Linked DNA regions of Homo sapiens: all the other regions are linked to region 3. A link is a contact called in ENCODE Hi-C or POLR2A ChIA-PET data. All regions are on one chromosome and are shown on one strand. The core of a region is the stretch at or near the end of the contact, and the rest is flanking DNA. Distances in the headings are between cores, read along the strand shown.

Region 1 (2,700 bases), core at 179-2,678, 6.3 Mb after region 3:
CCACGCCTGGCTGCCTACACAACTTTAAATGGTGAAAGCTAGACTCCCATGATGGCACTGTGATTTCATAACTTTTGCTCTTAACCTCTAGATAAGTCACACACGATCCAACCCTTGTTGGTATAATATTGTAAACATCAGAGCCGGGTGTGGTGGCTCACACCTGTAATCCTATCACTTTGGGAGACTGAGGCGGGCGGATCACGAGGTCAGGGATTCGAGACCAGCCTGGCCAACATAGTAAAACCCCGTCTCTACTAAAAATACAAAAATTAGCTGGGCGTGGTGGCGGGCGCTTGTAGTCCCAGCTACTCGGGAGGCTGAGCCAGGAGAATCGCTTGAACCCGGGAGGCGGAGGTTGCGGTGAGCCGAGATTTCGCCACTGCACTCCAGTCTAGGCGACAGAGCGAGACTCCGTCTCAAAAAAAAAAAAAAAAAAAAAACAAAAAAAACCCATAATGTTGACTATATATATATATATATATATATATATATAGTCAACATTATTTCATGATTAAGTGATGGAGTACCGAAATGAGTTAGAAAAACCTGATATGCCTCGTTTGTCTGTGACATTGTGTTTTGCTAGTGAGGATCCATGGCGTCTGAAAATGAGATAGCGTCCCTTCTTAAAAATTGAAAGTTGTTAAACACTTTTGTTAAGTTCTGTTTTGAGTTTCTCACAAATAATGAGGACTTAGTTCTAATTCTAAGCGCTAAGCCCTGTGGTGATGTGATTTCCTTGCTAGGCTCATGCACTAATATATCACACTAGGATCACCTCCCACAAGTTCTCACAGACTGTAGACAACTTATTTCAAGACATGAATGATCTTTACTTTCCATTCTCCCTTTTCTTCTGTAGATTACCATGGCTGTTTTCACTCTAACAGATTTTCAACTGTTTTTGTAATCAATAATGTAAGTTTAATTCTTCCCCCCTCCCTCCAAATAACTTCATGAACTGGAGGCACATGTGCGCCCATATTTTCCGCTCTGTTTTCCTTTGTTGGTCCTCCACAGATAGTGCCCTCTGTTGGATGGGCCGGTTCATTTTAGCTTCCACCTTCCCTTAAAACAATTAGAAGCTCTTAATTTAGATGGTACTGATGTTAATGATGATGATTTTCCATTTTATGCAAGTTTTGGCCCTCTGCTTGTCTAAAAGCCTTGAGGCAAAGAGTTATATGCAGTTTCTCTGCGGGTGTCTGATTACGTGGAGAAATTGACCAGAAATGGGATTTTTAAAATACAGCACACGCCTCGGTGCGGCTTCCAGTAAGCGCCACCAGGTGACGGTGCGGGGAAAGGGAAAAAAAAAAAAAAAAAAGGCATGCCGGAAGTCTCTCTTGACAGACAGACGCGCGGGCGAGTAGCGGAAGAGGAAGCGGACACGTGGGACACTCTACGGTGGCCGAGAGGATGCCGCAGATGTGTTAGCGGCGAGTCCAGAAGCAGCCCCAGGAGGTGCTGGGGGCATCGTTTCTCTAATCTGGCCTCCCGAGTGCCAAGGAGGCGTCCCGGCAGCGGTCATCATGGTGAAGGAGCAGTTCCGGGAGACGGATGTGGCCAAGAAAATGTAAGACGGAGTAAGAGTGGCCAAAGGGCTGAGAAATAGGGCAAGGGGTCCGAGGTCAGCGGTCCCGGGTCTTGCAGGGTCAGAGATGGGGTGCAATGGGAAGGGGAGGGCCAGTAGTCCATAGGTGTGACCAGCGCCCAGAACTACCAGCGTTGGTCAAAGAGCATTGGTCAGGCTGAGGGGATTTCAGCACCTCGAGAGGTCCCTGGACTTGGGCGGAGAAGTCGGAGTGGCCTGAGCCTTAATGATTTGTGCACCCTGGGCCAAAGCTCGCATTCTCCTGAAGTCATACAATGATCCCTGTTCTTCAGCGAACTATCCCCTGCTGCAGCGAGGGGAGCAATCTGGGGCGGGGACTGTCTCTAATTCTGTCAGCCGCAGAGCGTCTGACACGGAGGCAGTAGTTGCTTACCAAAAGGATGGGGTTGCCCACTAGAAAGCTGTACCACAGGCCGACGGATGGCAGTGTCAGAAATAAAGCTGCTATCCGGACTTTTGCCTTCAGAAATACGTTATTAGGCGGTGGCTCCTTCTTAGAGTTCTCGGTAAGAAAGTGAATCCAGCCGGGCGCGGTGGCTTACTCCTGTAATCCCAGCACTTTAGGAGGCCGAAGCGGGTGAATCTCCTGAGCTCAGGAGTTTGAGACTAGCCTGGGCAACGTGGCGAAACCCCGTCTCTATCAAAAATACAAAAATTAGCAGGCGTGGTGGCGCGCCCTTGTGGTCCCAGCTACTCGGGAGGCTGAGGCCGAAAAATCACTTGAGCCTGGGAGGCAGAGGTTGCAGTGGGCAACCTCCTGCATTCCACCCTGAGTGACAGAGTGAGACGGTGTCTCAAAAAAAAAAGTGAATTCATCATTCTTACAGCAGACACTGAGGAGGATACTGCGCGTTATTCCCAGTGTTGGACGTTAAAGATACGGTCTGAATAAAACTTTTACTGCCTAATCTAGTTGGAGAAGGTACACAAGTCAACACTGGGTACGACAAGTGCAATGACAAGGGTAGGTCCAGGGGGTTTTGAGAGCACATAATGGGTCCAGGCAAAAGAAAGCAGACCAAACTGCTTTTTTCAAGGAGCAGACCTGAGGGAGAGAACACAGGTGATCAGAAGGAAGCAGA
Region 2 (2,700 bases), core at 2-2,501, 7.5 Mb before region 3:
TAATATGCTTAAATCATAAAGTGAACCTAATAAATATTAAAATAATGTAATTCAAACGATCTAAATTTCAGAATGAAGCAAGGTTAGTCCCAACTTAAATTCTAGATTCAAGCTAAAGTACTTGCACTATCTTTTCTCTTATACTACCACTTTCCGCCCAACTTGTATGTGTGTGTGTCTAAGGCTTCCCGCACCCAGCCTAAGTCAGGTTTCAGTTCTCCCAAACTTGCCTATTTCCCGTTCTAGTCACTCCAGAAACTTGGTAATGATTGGCTATTCTGATAAACCAATTAACGCTAATGTGTCAACGTCCTATTAAGCTACTCCTCCTAAATTACATCCTTGTATTTTACAAAGTCCTTCAAGACCTTAACCCAAATGGAACTTGCAAGAACGAAAAATTTTGGAGGTAACTGACCTTTTAAATCATAAGGTCTATCAACTACGTCCCCTACTCTTTCTTGTGTGTAGAGGCCTTCTAGGGTAACAAGACCGGAAGTTGGTACAGGTATTGTTGATACTGTAAAACAAAACAAAGCCAAAACCCCAAACCACCCCCAACACCTGGCAAAAAAACCAAACCAAGACAAAACAAAAAACTTCCAGCGAGTGTGGCACGCTCACCCTACCCCTAATCTCCTTAGTCCCCACTGGAAGAGAGCGAGATCACCAGGACCAGAGTCCTGGAGAAAGGTCGGGAGGCGGAGGAGCACTGGTTTCAGACCTGTGGGCCCCGGCTGCGCAGGTGGGGTCTGGAGCGAGGCGAGGGGACGCTGGCCCCGGTTACCTGCGGCGAAGTGCAGCGGGGTGGATTTCCTGCCCGCCGTGTCGCGGCTGTTCACCTTCTCAGGCGTCACCAGCCTCTTGACTCGTTCCACGTCCCCGTTGCGGCACGCCTCGAACAGCTCTCGGGCGGCCGGCTCCACGGCCTCGGCCGCGGCGCTCGCGCAGGCCGCTCCCCCGCCGGCGCAGCGGCGACCCGACATGATCCTGGCCGCCGCCACAGCCAGCAACAGCGCCAGCAACCGGAGCAGGAGCCCCGGCCCCGCGAGCAGGAGGGCGAGGCCCCCCGGAGAAGACGCGCTCAGGGCCCGGGCCGCTTGGCTCCCTGCTGTCACCGGATCCGGCGCAGTCCCATGGCCGCGCCCACGCGCGCCCCTCGCTGGGCTCCCTGCCCCCCGGCTGCCCCGCGGCGGCGGAGGCAGCGCGAATCCGCCGTCCGGGTCCTGAAACGACGCGGCGGCGGAAGCTGGCAAGGCCCCTCCTGCCAGCTCCGTCCAGCCCCGGGAGCGCACGTGACGTCGTCCCGCGCGTGCGCAGTGGCCGGGCACCGGCTGGGCAGGTTTCGGCTAGCGAGGCGGCGCGAAGGGTTTGTGGGAAATGTGAGGCGAGAGGCTTCGGCGGCGGGAGAAGGGGCTTCGTCCCACCGCCATCTTTGCGGTGGGTTCTGCTGAAGCCGAACGATCCTGCATATTGTGTTTTTTGTTGTTGTTGTTTTAAGCCCTGGGCTTTCCAGGCTGAACTTTCTCACTACCATTACACTGAAAAAGAGCCCTTGAAAGTTTTGCTCGGATCTTGCACATTCTTTTGGAAGTCTTACTGTGGAAATTGTCCGTGTTTTCAGCTTCCACATCCCTTTCTCCTGGGAGATTTCTTTTCCGTTTTTTTTACTTTGTCTCTTTTCTTTCCTCCGCAACTGCTTTGTTGTTGTTGTTGTTGTTTCTTGTAAACCACTTCTCAAAAGTGAACTAGTTGCCGTTTAATAGAAGTTTGGATGAACTGCCCCCAAAATAAAGGAAATCCGAACAGTCATGGAAGTTGACTCCAATTGGAGGGATGGCTCTGATCAATTACTCTTTCCACAGTAAGTTATTAGCTCAGGATTGATTAGAGGAACTTTTTGTAAATCAATATTGTACCTGACATGCCTAAAGTTTGGATACACTGAGCATACGCATCTCCAAGAAAGTTTTCTGAGTTATAATCTTTTTCTTTGACCAACAAACAAAAGAAAAGCATATAATTGATTTTCATGCTTAAGATACTGGTGTAGTTTTACACGATAATTCCCCACTACACCCCCTTGTCTTAAACTGAAAGAAAGGTATGCCTATACATACATTTTACTTACAGAAGATGATACATGTTGACCTTTGCCATTCTGAAAAGCATCCCCCCCCCAACCTCCTACCTTAACCTGTTTTTCAGGAAATCCAGTTTTTGTTGGGGAATGTTGACTCACTACAGTGCTAAAAGAGGATGTACACTTTTTTGAGCATTTTTATACATATGAAATTGAAGTTATGGTGCTTATCAATAACATGAACATGCATGAACGAACCTAGGACTAGAACACTACCAATATGATTGCGTTTATCATTTTTCTTCCCATAAATCTGCTATGGTGATCTATGATCAGTGATAAGTTGAAATCACTGTTGTAATTGTTTTGAGGCACCACAAACCACACCCATAGAAGACAGCAATCAATCAATAAATGTGTATGTTCTGACTGCCCCACTGACAGGCTACTCTGCCATCTCTCTCCCTCTCCTGGGGCCTATCTGTTCCCTTAAACACAATAATATTGAAATTAGGCCAATTAAGAACTCTGCAATGGTTTTCTAGGTGTTCAAGTGAAAGGAAAAGTTGCGTATCTCTCACTTTAAATCAAAAGCTAGAAATGATTCATCTTAGTGC
Region 3 (2,700 bases), core at 72-2,571:
ATGTTGTTTAGAACACAAACGAAAACAAAAAATAACAGTAACAAGCTTTCATAAATTAAGAGAAACAGTAATAAAGTCCAAGAGGAAGAAGACTGATTTCAGGCAAACACTCAGGAATATTTACATTTTTATCACATATGGATGACGGATAAGACATGTTTTGAACCCATCTTTTGCAGGAGAGCATCTTAAGTTCCTTTTGGTTAAAGAGCAGCTGCCATCTCTAAAGTCTCTAGTCTAAAAGATGATGCTTTAAAAAAAACAACTGGCCAAATGAATAGGTTCCGTCATATTTTAATGCTCAGGAGAAAAGGAATGCTTTTCATATGGCTATTTTAAAAAGCTTAAAGCTCAATTTCTCTCTTACAGGAGTGAGCTACCAACACTCTAATCTGAGACCAGAGTCCCTGCGTCAGTCATTTCCACTCCGCTAAGGCCTTGTCTGGGAGCAGCCAGCCTCATTGGTCGGGGAGCCCACACAGATGAATATGCAATTACTGAAATGGAAACAAGCTTCGCCACCAAGGACCACCACAAAGGAGTCCCTTCATTCCTCCTTTTACTTTATCAAGAAAGTAGGTGCATTATTTAAAAATGTATGAAAATACATGTCTAAAGACAAGAGAGAAGATCTGAACCTACGGCAACGGTGTGCCCCACCAAAGTTTCACCTCAGGATGTGTTTTAGGGTGTGTCTTTCATTTAGCCCAGTAATTGAAAGAAAAAAAAAATCGAACTCATTCGGGGAGCCCCGGTACTTTCCCTATCCACCCTCACACGCAACCAGGCTCCGAAATCAGAGTGCCTCAGCCTCGCCCTGATTTCTCCTGAAAGGCGGCGGCGCCCGCGGCCCGAGGCCCCGCGCTGTCACAGCCGCAGGGAGGGCGCCCTCCGGCCTCCCGGGTCCGCGCCCGCCCCGCGTCCGGCGGCTCGCGAGGGGCTAGAGAGGCTCACCCTGGAGGCCGGGTACGGGAGGGCGACACCGCCTCAGCCCGGGAGTTCGGGCCTCCGCCCCGCCCCGGACTGCGTGCCTGGTCTTGGGCTGCCCCCGGCGCCCGCCGCGACCCCGGCCCCGGCTCTGGCCCTGAGCCCGGATCTCACCGTGCGGAGGTCGCGCTGCCTCCTCGGCCGCGGCCCAGCTGCAGGCCGCCCTGCGACCTGCGGGCCCGAGGACGGAAGGTGAGACGAAGGGCCGCCCGTCACATCCCCGCCAGCCCCGCCGCCCGAGCCGCAGCAACCAGCATCGCGTCCGCGGCCTGAGGGAGCGCCGGACTCCAAAGCCGCCGCGCCCCCTCCCTCGGCCGGCGCCCGCCCGGACTCCGCCCTCCAGGGCCGGCGCACCGCGCACGCGCAGTCCCGCCCCGCCGCGGGCCCGTGCGCAGGCGCGAGCCTCACGGGGCTACGGGGACCGCCCCCACCGCCTGATCCGGCCTCAGCCCACCTCTGGCCCCGCCCCGCCCTCACGCCAGGCTTTCCCAAGCTCCGCCTCCGCTTCGGGCCCCGCCCCCTCCACTGACCTTGCCTGGCCGCCTCCTGACTCAGGTTTTTGCTGGGCCCACGCAGTGACGCCAGTCTTGCGGCTGACCTCACCTCTAGCCGTCCCCTGGACTACATTTGCTGCTTGAGTGCGGTCAAACCTGACAGCTCCTCCTCCTGGATGTGAAAAGTGAGGAGTGGTCTGAGCATTGGGCATGACTGAACCACGCACCTGCCTACCGCATCAAAACACAGGATCTTGCTAAAGCTGAGGGGAAGGGGCACCCCAAGTGCTGATCTGGTTTTCCCTTTTTTTTTTTTTTTTTGAAACAGAGTCTCGCCCTGTCACCCAGGTTGGAGTTCGGTGGCGCTATCACAGCTCACTTGCAGCCTCCTGGGCTTAAGCGATCCTCTCGCCTCAGGCGTGTATCACCAAGCCTCCGAAATAATTACAACTAAGACCACACTAGTCAAAGTAAACTATCACAAGTTGACCCAAATACCCGGCTAATTTTTATTTTTTCTTTTTAGAGTTGGGGGAAGTGGTCTTACAGGCTAGTCTCAAACTCCTGGGCTCAAGCAATCCTCCCACCTTGGCCTCCCAAAGTGTTGGGATTACAGGCGTGAGCCACAGCTCCTGGCCAATGTGGTTTCTTTGCCAGAAACCAGGTCTTTCTTCCCTTTGGGGCTTCCATCCCCCAGAGGCCATCTCTTCCCCTCTTGTTTTTCCTCGACGCGGCCAGTCCTGCTGCTGAGAGTCCTCAGCCTGGAAGGCTTCCGGGCCTGGCCGGCTGTTTAAAGCTCTGGAGTTGCCCTTACCTGGTTGTAGACTTGCAGTTCTCTGAAATCCTCGTCGGCCCCAACAGCTCGGTTGTAATAACATTTCAGGAGAACTGCTTGAAAAATATCCAGTTCTTTCCTGTCTCCAGATCAATGATACTCAAATGGAAAAAGCAGACGGAATGCCTGATTTGTATAACCACACTTCATTTAATAATACACTTTCATATTTAGAAAATAATGTCTTTTAAATATCAATCCCTAAGATATTTAATGTATTGGACAATAATGTGTGCTTAAAATATTGACAAAGACTAGGTCTAAATGCTGTGCAATCTCTCTTTGGATTAAGTGAGATTAGAAAAGCAAACACCAGGCCGGAGGCGATGGCTCAAGCCTGTAACCCCAGCACTTTGGGAGGCCAAGGTGGGAGGATCACAAGGT
Region 4 (2,700 bases), core at 152-2,651, 7.6 Mb before region 3:
TACCTAGCAACCCCCTTCACCCAACTCCCATGGGCTTCTCCCACACACTATTTCATCAGTCATCTAGGGAGTCTGTAAGGAATGGGTTATCCTTTCCCTTGCAAAACAGATAAAACTTGTGCACTTAATACGCTCAAAGAATGTGTTCAGTTAATTATAAAAAAATGAAAACTATTTGTTTTCATCATTTATTCCTTCAGTCTATATGGTAAAAGAATCCAATTCTCATTAAAAGTTACCATATCAACTCTAAGGAACTTGGTGAATCCATCCGATCACTATCACAGAGGAACTATCCCTTAATTACATGTACAGAGGGTCACCAAATTCCGCTTACAAAAGCTTTCCAACCATTCTATCATACCGGAGGAAAAAGTAATGTTTCTCCTATAGCTATACAAATAAATGTCGTTAGTTTTTCTATAGTTTTCCTGGGCTTTCCTGTTGACAGGCAATATTTCAAAAGAATATAAGATCTGTGATTTATCTTCCACGCCTTAGTTACGGAAAATGATGCTAATACGATAATTGGCTTAAGGTTACAACGCTGACGTTGGAATGTTTACTGCCAAACAAAAGGAGAAATTATACTTAATTTTAAAAAACATCTCAGGAAAGAACATACCCCTAAAAACGTAAATTAAAACTGGTAACATAATTAGACGGTCTCTTAGATAATAGTAATTCAGGTTTCCCCTCCATCGACAGTAACTACCAAGTTTTCCCATGAAATGGAGGTTAGGGACCAGCCTTAGAATACTGAGAAAGATAAGAGACTCCCCTAGAATCGAAAGAGGGAAGAGAAACCAGAGAACAGAAACATGGTGAGGAAAGAGAAAAAACAGCTCTAACGTGCCAAGGGGTCTATTAACAAGAAAAAGGCATTATTGAACCGATTTACCCAGGAGTAACCCGAGCCCAAACCCCCGCCGACCACGGGGCGAACTCCGAAGTCTACTGAAGAAAGCTCCAGAGCCCAGTGACAATGAGAACCGCTCTTCTCTAGGAGTGGGGGCTCTAAGAGGAGACCATGCCTTCCCTGAATCGCCTTCCAGTTTGCTCGTCAGGAGCAAGACCCACCTGGAGACCGCCATGGCCGGGCGCCGGCGGTTCGGAGCTCCCCGCGACCTACGCGCCGCGCAGCTGAGGCGCTAGTTTCCAGAGAGCTGAGCGGCGCAGGCCCAGGCCGCGGAGCACAGGGGAGCGGCCGGTGCGGCGTGGGGCGTTCCAGCGCAGGCCCTCGGGCATCTGCCCTGCCGCCTACCCGAGCTCGTCCCCGCGGCGGCCGGTAAGCAGGGGTCCAAGACGGTAGCGGAGGCGGCAGTCCTCCGACCCGCACGACTTCAAACCGGGTACCCTCAGCTCCGCTCTTTGCTGACGCGGGCGTCGGCACGCACAACTGAGCGTCAGCGCGCCGGAAGTGACGTAAGCTCACCGACAGGAGCTTAGCTCGGCGCGAGCGCCTTTGGTTTGGCGGCACGCGCCTAAATAAAAGCGCTTTGTGCTGATGTGGAGAGGGTGTCTAGTCTTAAAACTAGGGAAGGAGGTGAAGTAAGGGTCCCCTTATTTGACAGAGAAGGAAAAAGGCGATTTAGTCCAAGTCCTGGAACTTCGAAAGCTTGGTTTCTAATTCCACACTACCCAGATTCTGCTTCCCACCGTACTGCATCTAGGAAGCAAGATCAGAAGGACCTTAACATGCTCTTGTCCAGGTGGTGAAGCCAGTGGGAGGAGTGAAAGCAAAAAGTCGCTATGACACTGAAGAAATGGCTCAGATGTTTGTCATTATTTGCCAGAAGTTCTGCCTAGGTATTGGAGAGAAGGTCTTCTGACCAACGATTTTGCCAAGTTTGATTTCTCAATTGTTTATGTTGTTTGTACCATCATTTTCTCAGCCAGCCAGATTTGAAAACTACCATTTTTAAATTTTTGTTCCTTTGGGGGACTTATCTGGCTTTTCAATATTTTTAAGTTCATTAGGCTTTTAAACACTTCTGCCAGGCCCTTATCATCTTACACTTGATTTTTTTTTTTTGACCGAGTTTCGCTCTGTCGCCCAGGCTGGAGTGCAGTGGCGCGATCTCGGCTCACTGCCAACCTGCGCTTACCGGGTTCAAGCGATTCTAAATGTGCCTCAACCTCCCGAGTAGCTGGGAGGCACACGAGCCCCACGCCGGGCCAATTTTTTGTATTTTTTAGTAGAGACGGGGTTTCGCCATGTAGGCCAGGCTTGTCTCCTGCTCCTGGCCTCAAGTGATCTGCCCGCCTCGGCCTCCCAAAGTGCTGGGATTACAGGTGTGAGCCACTGCGCCCGGCCCTTAAACTTGATTTTTATGCTAGTAGTCAAAATAATATTTCTCCAATTTTCAGTTCAGCCCATTTTATAGGCCAACAGATTAATCTTCAAAAAACCTCACTGCTTTTTATCATGTCGCTCCTATGCTTATAAAGCATGTCCATTGGCTTCTCATTACCTGAAGAGGCTATGTCTCAATCCTTGAGTCTGTTTTTCATCTGTAAAATGAGGCTAATGAGAAGTACTGCAGAAGATTGTGGGAATAAAATGAGGTCATGAATCTAGAAGAGCTTACAAGAACTTTGTAAACCATAAAGTAGTATATATGTATGTAAAGAGAAAGAAACTAACAAGTACCTGCTGTGTGCTGGGCACATGACATGCATTATCCATATAATTTGTAG

What was found. Hi-C counts contacts between places; a loop is a spot of excess contacts on that map. ChIA-PET counts read pairs that join two places held with the same protein, here RNA polymerase II (POLR2A). Pooled maps may share reads with other maps.
Region 1: a map of CD8-positive, alpha-beta T cell shows a loop between it and region 3 (15-fold over the local background). The contact joins the promoter of POLR3A here to the promoter of CCSER2 in region 3. A Hi-C loop is called at or near these places in 1 of 168 maps with a recorded cell type or tissue (CD8-positive, alpha-beta T cell) and 8 of 50 pooled maps. POLR2A ChIA-PET finds 5 or more read pairs at or near these places in 1 of 52 experiments (K562).
Region 2: a loop to region 3 is called in a map of naive thymus-derived CD4-positive, alpha-beta T cell, with 18 times the contacts of the local background. The contact joins the promoter of TNKS2 here to the promoter of CCSER2 in region 3. A Hi-C loop is called at or near these places in 1 of 168 maps with a recorded cell type or tissue (naive thymus-derived CD4-positive, alpha-beta T cell), 1 of 37 single-sample maps with no recorded cell type and 9 of 50 pooled maps.
Region 4: a loop to region 3 is called in a pooled map, with 5 times the contacts of the local background. The contact joins the promoter of BTAF1 here to the promoter of CCSER2 in region 3. A Hi-C loop is called at or near these places in 6 of 50 pooled maps.

The regions. Positions count from the first base shown.
Region 1 is chr10:78,028,243-78,030,942 of GRCh38, reverse strand. POLR3A (RNA polymerase III subunit A) reads left to right here and starts at 1,428. Exons shown (of 31, transcript NM_007055.4): 1 at 1,428-1,579. The coding sequence starts at 1,536. RefSeq lists an enhancer at 1,259-1,508.
Region 2 is chr10:91,796,977-91,799,676 of GRCh38, reverse strand. TNKS2 (tankyrase 2) reads right to left here and starts at 1,251. Exons shown (of 27, transcript NM_025235.4): 1 at 788-1,251. The coding sequence starts at 986. TNKS2-DT (TNKS2 divergent transcript) reads left to right here and starts at 1,386. Exons shown (of 2, transcript NR_108071.1): 1 at 1,386-1,440. RefSeq lists a silencer at 883-1,292 and an enhancer at 1,373-1,542.
Region 3 is chr10:84,327,210-84,329,909 of GRCh38, reverse strand. CCSER2 (coiled-coil serine rich protein 2) reads right to left here and starts at 1,321. Exons shown (of 10, transcript NM_001284240.2): 1 at 1,102-1,321. RefSeq lists an enhancer at 428-777 and a silencer at 828-1,557.
Region 4 is chr10:91,922,471-91,925,170 of GRCh38, reverse strand. BTAF1 (B-TFIID TATA-box binding protein associated factor 1) reads right to left here and starts at 1,401. Exons shown (of 38, transcript NM_003972.3): 1 at 1,081-1,401. The coding sequence starts at 1,094. RefSeq lists enhancers at 859-1,058, 1,669-1,778, 2,126-2,659 and a silencer at 1,119-1,418.